Linked DNA regions of Mus musculus: region 1 is linked to region 2. The links are chromatin contacts, found by POLR2A ChIA-PET in ENCODE. All regions are on one chromosome and are shown on one strand. Each heading gives the region's core, a stretch centred on a gene start or an enhancer-like site at or near the end of the contact. The rest is flanking DNA. Distances are from core to core; before and after follow the strand shown. Region 1 holds the start of Cirbp (cold inducible RNA binding protein). Region 2 holds the start of Gpx4 (glutathione peroxidase 4).

What was found. ChIA-PET counts read pairs that join two places held with the same protein, here RNA polymerase II (POLR2A).
Region 1: POLR2A ChIA-PET joins it to region 2 with 41 read pairs in Patski. The contact joins the promoter of Cirbp here to the promoter of Gpx4 in region 2. POLR2A ChIA-PET finds 5 or more read pairs at or near these places in 4 of 5 experiments (Patski and embryonic stem cell).

What each region holds. Positions count from the first base shown.
Region 1 is chr10:80,165,792-80,169,941 of GRCm38, reverse strand. Cirbp (cold inducible RNA binding protein) reads right to left here and starts at 2,103. Exons shown (of 7, transcript NM_007705.3): 1 at 2,026-2,103; 2 at 26-134. The coding sequence starts at 128.
Region 2 is chr10:80,051,750-80,055,490 of GRCm38, reverse strand. It overlaps Gpx4 (glutathione peroxidase 4), which reads right to left and starts at 1,926. Exons shown (of 7, transcript NM_008162.4): 1 at 1,776-1,926; 2 at 883-977; 3 at 647-791; 4 at 372-523. The coding sequence starts at 1,859.

The DNA.
Region 1 (4,150 bases), core at 854-3,353, 110 kb before region 2:
ACAATGATCCTGACCCAAGACTCACCTTCGGAGATCTGCCCATACTTGGAGAAGACCTGCTCCAGCGCCTGCTCGTTGGTGTCGAAGCTGAGTCCTCCCACGAAAAGCTTGCCTTCATCTGATGCCATGGCAGCCTATGCACACACCATAGATGTTTGCCTTAACCACCACCCCTTCCAGAAACTGAAGCCAAATAGCATATTTAAGAATATGCTTTTCAAAAAAAAAAAAAAAAAAAAAAAAAGAGTAACATATTTTATGTGCACTGGTGTTTTGTCTCCATATATGTCTCTGATGCTGTCAGATCTTGGGAGTTAGTTATGAGGTGCCATGTGGGTGTTGGGAATTGAACCTGGGTCTTCTGGCAGGCAGGCAGTGCTCTCAACCCCTGAGCCAACTCTTCAGCCCCCCACATTCTTTGCCTTTAAAAAATTGAGACAGTGTCTCCTTTTATAGTCCAGGATGGCCTTGGAACACCTGTAAGGATAAGTCACTGAAAGCTTTAAGGAGTTAAAGCTGCCTCTTCCCATCCCTTACCTACATATGTATGTATGTATGTATGTATGTATGTATGTATGTATGTATGTATATAAATAAAAGTAACCCACAGCTGGACATGGTGGTATATGCCTTTGATCCCAACACTTGGGAGACAGAGGCAGGCAGATTTCTGTGAGTTTTGAGGCCAGCCTGGTCTGCAAAGAGAGTCCAGGATAACCAGGAGTACACAAAGAAACTGGGGGGGGGGGGCTAGGGGGGAAGCATGGGGGTGGGGGGAGAGGACCCCATGGTCTTACTGGGAAACCTCAGCTTCAAGTGGGGTTTCTTTCACACCTCTCATCCAGCCATTCAAGTCACCGAGATGGGAAGATCAATGAGAAAAAGGACACTGTGGATCAGTTTGAGAGACTGTTTCAAAACAAATACCCATCTCGCCTAGCCTGTGGGAGTTGGAGGCAAAGGAACAGAATCCAAAACCAAATACAATTGCACAGCAAGTTCAATACCCTTCTGGGCTACACAAGAGGGAACTCTTTTTGCTTTTATCATCCCAAAGGCATATGGAATACTTTGTCATACAGCTGAGGCTAACCTTAAATGATTCTAGGTCTTGATTACACCTGGCCAGAGAATCCCAAGGTTAGGATCAAAATGGCATGGTCACTTTGCAAATGTGTGTGGTTGGGGACAGAAATGATAGTGACTGCCTACCCTCACTAGCATAGAGTTGTTGGGCCAGAGAAACTTCACTACTGAAATACGCTTTTAGGGTACTGTCTGGAGGTGTGCCAGTTGTGGGATGCCTCGCTTACTCAGCCAAGGACTAGAGAAATGTTTTTGCACGATGGACTCAAGGGAGAAAGGAGGTTGGCCCAAGAGGCGTGGCTAGCGAAAGGGGCGTGGTATCTAGACAAAGTCATTATTGGCAACCGACAACTTGGAAAATAAGTCCACTATACCACGAAACCAGTCTACCTTGGGGGCAATAAACTTGGGGCACAAAAGGACAACATTCAAGCCTACATGTGCTTTTTTGTTCCCCACGTGGAACCACAAGGGAAGAGAAAACCGAGGTAGAGCCAGCTGGAGTAAAAGGGTCGCACGCGACACAGCTCCACATCTGCGGACAACCGGACTTTGGAGGTAGGAGCGCCCCGCCCCCGGAGCAGCGCATGCGCCAAGCGCGCACCCTGCGCCATTCCATCCGGGCACTCGGCAGTCCCGCCATTTCGCCGGCGAAGCTTTTCAAAGCATCGCGGCGGCCATTTTACAAAAAAAAAAAAAAAAAAAAAAGCCCACCGTTAAGGTCGGCCTCGGCCCGGGGATGACGCGCGGTGGAGGACGCCCTCCGACAAGCGTGAGGCCCCAGTGTCCCGCTGCCCGCCTCGCCGCCGGCGGGGCGGACTCCAACCCGGGCCCGCCCCCAAGTCCCAGGGGCGTGCCGCTGCGGCTCCGCCTCGCCCGAGAGTCACAGGCCGCCCGCCGCCCCGGGCCCCTCAGAGCCGGTGCCGCCAGAGCCCTCACCGCTGAGTCGGGCAGGTCCCTGACGCGAGCGGGAAGACAGCGCGCCACACACACCCAAGCTTCCTAAGGCGCGAGTGCGAGGGGGAGCGCAAGAGTCCCGCCTGATATACTCCACTCCTGGAGCCACGCCCCTTAACCCGCCCACCACGCCGCGCTGACCAATCCGACGCCTTAGATTCGGCATCTGCGCCTCGGTGGAGGGGCGGGACTCCGTTGGCTTTGCCCTAGTCCGCGCGGAGGCGCTGAGTGTTTTGATTGGCTGGAATCTTTCCTGGCCGCATTTTTCCCCCCCACCCCCCGCCCGCTAGCGACTAGGAGGCGGGGACAGCTGATTTGGAGGCGGAGCTGACCCACTTCCGCGTTCCCGACCCGTTTGTCCTGCGGCGGGGAACAAAGAGCTTTTGCTACCTCAATGAGACTCCCAAATATGGCTCCAACCTTGACTCATCGACTCAACACTTTTATGTTCTTTTTTTTCTTTTAATATTTAATTACAGTTATTTAACTGAGGCGCATTTGTGAAGCCAGAAGACAGATGGAGTCTCTCCTTCCATCATGTAGGTCCTAAGGATCATACTCAGGATTAGCCACAAGCAGCTTTATCCACTGAGTCATCTTGCTTGCCCCTCTTCTCCGTTCTTGCTCATGAAACCAAAACCACCGAATTACTCTAGTCCAAAAGTACCTCCCAATACAACTGCTGCCTAACAGTTCTTTGGACCCCAAGGACACTCCATAAGATCAGCCCTAAAATTTCCATCCCAGTATTAATCACAATGTCAAGATTTTCTCTAGATTTCCTGCACCCAACTCAGTTTTCCTACAAATCTCAACCTGCTGTATAACGACCATTTGAACCCTGATTTCTGCCCATCTCCAACCAGGTGTACATTACCACACAGATGGCAAAACACCACTCTTTTCAATGTGTACCTGCATTTTCTAGAAGAGACCCCAGAGTCTCAAGCATGCCATGGAAGGATTTCTATCCTTGAGCCACACCCCTAACCCCTCACTGCAGAATTCTAAGTAGTGGCTAAACCAAGCTACATCCTTAGCCTTCTTAAACACACACACCACAGAGAACAAAACAAAAAAGTGTATTTTAATTTTATGTATATGGGTGTTTGCCTGAATGTCTATGCAGCACTTGCCTATCTTGCGCTGACAAAGACCAGAAGAGAGTGCTGGATCCTTTGGATGCAGAGGTCCAGACAGCTGTGAACCTTTATGTGGATTCTGAGAATTGAACCCACGTCCTCTGCAAGAGCCCTTTACCACTAGGCCATTTGATCCTTTGAGACAACCTACATTTTTCAATCTATCCTTGAAATCCGTAGGCTCACATCCCAAGTAGCTGTGATAACAGACCCATGTCTCCAGGCTACATTTTCTTCTCCCTCCACTGTGGTTTTGAGAGTCCTGAGTCCTGAGTAGCCTATGTAAGGATCCTTTTTTTTTTTTTTTTTTTTTTTTTGGTTTTTCAAGACAGGGTTTCTCTGTATAGCCCTGGCTGTCCTGGAACTCACTTTGTAGACCAGGCTGGCCTCAAACTCAGAAATCCACCTGCCTCTGCCTCCCTAGTGCTGGGATTAAAGGCGTGCGCCACCACGCCCGGTTTTATGTAAGGATCCTAACTAACCCCCATCTAAGGCAGTTCACCTCTCACTTCAATGGCTTCTGCTTAATATATGGCCTGAGGAACAAGCCAGTGCAGACATCTCCCTAGATATCAGTGATAGGAAATCCACACTTCAGCACTGCCCCTTGGAGAGAGTACAGTCTGGTGACTTGAGAACTGAGACATCCCAACCCTGCTTTAAGCCTCAGACTCACTGACCTTCAGATGAAGTTGGTCGAGGTGACCCAGCTGTCACCAGGAGAAGAATGCCAGGACCCCTCAGGGATTCGATGCTCCCCTCCCCCTAGACAGCAGCTGGTGACTCATGGCCACCCCCTCTGCACTTCGCTCTCTGCACGCAGCCCTCCTATCCCCGTCAGAGCAGCCTGCTGCGTCAGCCACTCACGCAAGGAGGTTATTAAAAAGAGCTGAGAGACCAAGATGCCTTCCCTCCCTCAATGTGCGCAATCCAGGAGGGGAGGGGATCGTGCCTTGCAGGGACCG
Region 2 (3,741 bases), core at 677-3,176:
CAGCCCCCAGGCCCCACTTGGTGGCTACCAACCCACCAACCCCAGCTTTGGCAAATTCCATGCCCTCTTCTAGTCTCTGCAGACACTGTACCTACGTGGTACACATAAATACACTCAGACAAAACACCCATACACATAAAATACAACTAAAGTCATCTTTGAGGCTCAGCCAGGTGGTGCACACCTTTAATCCCAGCACTTTAGCAGGGCAGGCAGATCTCTGAGTTCTGACCCAAACTAGAGCTACACAATGAAACACACACACCCCCCCCCAAAAAAAACAAGGAAAAAAAAAAAACCTAAAAATTTGGCACCTGCTCCCCACCCAGGTCCAGAGCCATCTGTCCCCTCCCTCCCCCAGGGCCACTCACTTTCCCAGCATGCCCCTGCCCTTGGGCTGGACTTTCATCCATTTCCACAGTGGGTGGGCATCGTCCCCATTTACACAGATCTTGCTGTACATGTCAAACTTGACGTTGTAGCCGGCTGCAAACTCCTTGATTTCTTGATTACTTCCTGGCTCCTGCAGGAAGCAACATTTACTTGGAAGATACACTACACTGTACACTGAGACACACACACACACTGACACAGCCCCCCACCCCCACCCCGTATGAGGGGCATTGCCTGGGGAACAGCCACACACCTGCCTCCCAAACTGGTTGCAGGGGAAGGCCAGGATTCGTAAACCACACTCAGCATATCGGGCATGCAGATCGACTAGCTGAGTGTAGTTTACGTCAGTTTTGCCTCATTGCGAGGCCACGTTGGTGACGATGCACACGAAACCCCTGGGAGAGAGAAAGAGTGGGAATGAAGCCAGTCAGGAAATCCCCATTTTCAGACCAGCCATGCACACCGCCCATATGACTAGAAACCCACCTGTACTTATCCAGGCAGACCATGTGCCCGTCGATGTCCTTGGCTGAGAATTCGTGCATGGAGCGCGCACAGCGCCAATCATCGCGGGATGCACACTGTAAAACAGGAAAACTGAGTGTCCTAACCCAGGTCCCCTAGGGGAGAAGAATCCGGTGCCAAAGAAAGAAAGTCCTGGGGCACTAGGTGGAGGAGTCTCAAGGTTCCTTCCATTAAGTACGCCCCTTTCAGGTCGTCCTGATAAGATCTGTGGACACCCCTAGAATATGCTACCAGGGAAGAGGACGGCAGGGGTATCCCTGGCCGCACACCAAGCCCAGGAACTCGGAGCTGTTGCAGTACTGGGGAGGCTCTTGCAGCAGAGGCCCCGGGTTGAAAGGTTCAGGAATGGGCTCCATCCGGCGAGGGCGCGCCCTCCTGCGGCGGCGCGCGCGCGCTTTCCTTCGCCGAGGGCCCGGGCGTTTCCTAGGACTTTGGCGTCCAGGTCCACGGCGTCGCCGGCCTCTCGGGGATCCGCCGCGCTGTCTGCAGCGTCCCCGCTTGCGGGCGGCCGCGCGGCCCATGCCCGCCGGTCTGTGCGTCCCAAGCACAGCGCGGGGACAAAGAGCCGGTAGCCAAGGCGCCGCCGACTGTGACGCACCAGGCCGGGCAGGGCGCGTGACCAGGTCAGAGCCCGCTATGGTGACCCCGACACCGGTTCTCACCGCCCAAGGACCTCCCGCGCCGAGGCCTAGCCTTGTTCAACCCCGGAGATGCCTATCAGGCTCCGCTTTCCCACCTGGGTGCCCCCTTCTCTAGCTAACCGATCCCACGACCCCTGATCTCCACCCTGGATACGGTGACCCGACTCCGAACCCCGCCCCCACCCGCGATCCTCCAAGTTCCCAGTAGCCCACCATGGTGCCTGCCAGACCAGGCGCAGCCAGAGCCCCGCACAGCAGTGCTGGCTTAAGTAAGCGGCTCAGACGGCCCCAGCTCATCTCGGCGGCCGGAGCCAGCGGCTCCTCCCCTCACGCAGCCGACCAATGGACGCGCGAGGCCGAGTATGGCTTGCCCGCCCTCGGGCACGCCCACTGACGTCTCTTATTGGTCAGATGCGCCTGCGCTAAGACGCGAGGCCCCTGCAGCCAATGGGAAGCCTGAATGAAGGGACGGCTTGGGCGGGGCTGGGCTTACGAGTTTGTTGTTATCAGCAACTGCGCATGCCCAGTGATAGGGACGCGGGAGAAACGGGAGCCGCGTTCTCGCGGACGACGCGTTGGAGGGCTGTGGACAGTTATCCGCGAGGTTGCCTGCAGCGGAGCAGGGTGCCAGGGCGCTTTGGGGAACCTCTGGGAATAGAAAGCGTGTCAAAGTCATCCCCTTAAAGAGCCCCTTTGAAAGTACAGGAGTCTCCTTTTTCTACTGGAAACAGAATCTCATGTAACCCAGGCTAGCCTTGGACTGTTTATATAGCAGAGGATGACCTTGAACCCCTGGACCGCCAGCCTCAGCCTACTGAGTGCTGGGATCTCGGTGTCGGCCAATCCCCACATCCCTTCCATTTCTATTTTCTTTATCAGAGGTTGCCTCCTGTAGCTCAGGCTAACCTAAACTATGGAATGGCAAAAGTGTGCTGCCATGAGGTGTAGGGATGGAACCCAGAACCTGCAGCATGCAAGTGAGGGCTCTCAACCCATTGAGTCCCGAACCCCAGATGTAGCTTCTCCCCCCCCCCTCGACCCCCAATTTTACAGTTCAGCCGGTCTTAGAACTCAGCAATCCTGCCTTAGACTCCTAGGTACTAGGGTGATAGATAGGTCAATGACACCAGGCCCTATCTTGTCACCTGTAGATATTGATTCCTGTGAAGTTGATTTGAGGGGGTGATAAGAGGGCTTGGTGAGAAAGCCATTGCCATGAAAACACAGGACTATGTCCCAATCGAAGCACCCACGCAATCTGGTGCACAAGGATGCTCTTGTAATTCCAGAACCTGCGATTCCGAGGCTGGAGCATCCCTGCAGCTAAGTCAGGTCACCCAAGTACTCGTGGTCAGAGAGAGAACCTGCCTCAAAACCAAGATGGAGATGGGCCTAGTGGTCACACTCTTAGCCCCAGCCCTTGGAGCCTAGAGGGCAGCCTGGTCTGGTAAGCAAGTTCCAGGTCAGCCAAGGCTACAGTGAACCCTGTGTCAGGAAAGCAAGGTGGCAAGAGACATATAAATAGTTACTATTGTCCTCAGAGGTCCCTGCCTACATCAAAGAAGCCACAGGTCTTAGGGGCCTAAGTGAGAAGCTGAAGGCCCAACAGTTCCTCCTGCAACTTCACCTATGGCCTTGTCCAGCCCCCACAGCTCTCAGCCCAGCACTGGGCCCTTTGCCCTCCCCGTGTCACAGGAGTGACTCAGGACATTCCTCAGCTCAGCTGCCTGTCCACGCCCTCGCCTGGACTCTAATCCCTTCAATCCTCTTTTTCTGAACCCTGGAGTAAGCCATCCGCGAGACAGGAGCCCTCCCGGGGATCTGGGTCCAAGGGAGCTCACGCCCCACGGGCAGACACCCCCCCCCCCAAGGTTAAGATGATCTGGGGTGTCAGATACATTCTTGCCCAATCCTGTCCTGTAAGTTCTCAGTTGCCCTGAGGGCCCCCCCCCCCCCCCCGCCTCAGGAAGTCAGCTGTTTCCTCCCAGCCCCCAAGCTGGGGTGACACTGAGAGTCACTGAAGACCTCTAAGGGACTTGCACTTGAGCTTTAGCTTAAGTTGTAAATACACAACACACCCTCACAGGGCGTCTCAAAGGCCCGTACTTCTGGACGAGGGGCTGGGGCTGAAGGGCTGGGGCTGAAGGCGGCCACTCAGGAACCCAGCCCCAGGCTCTGG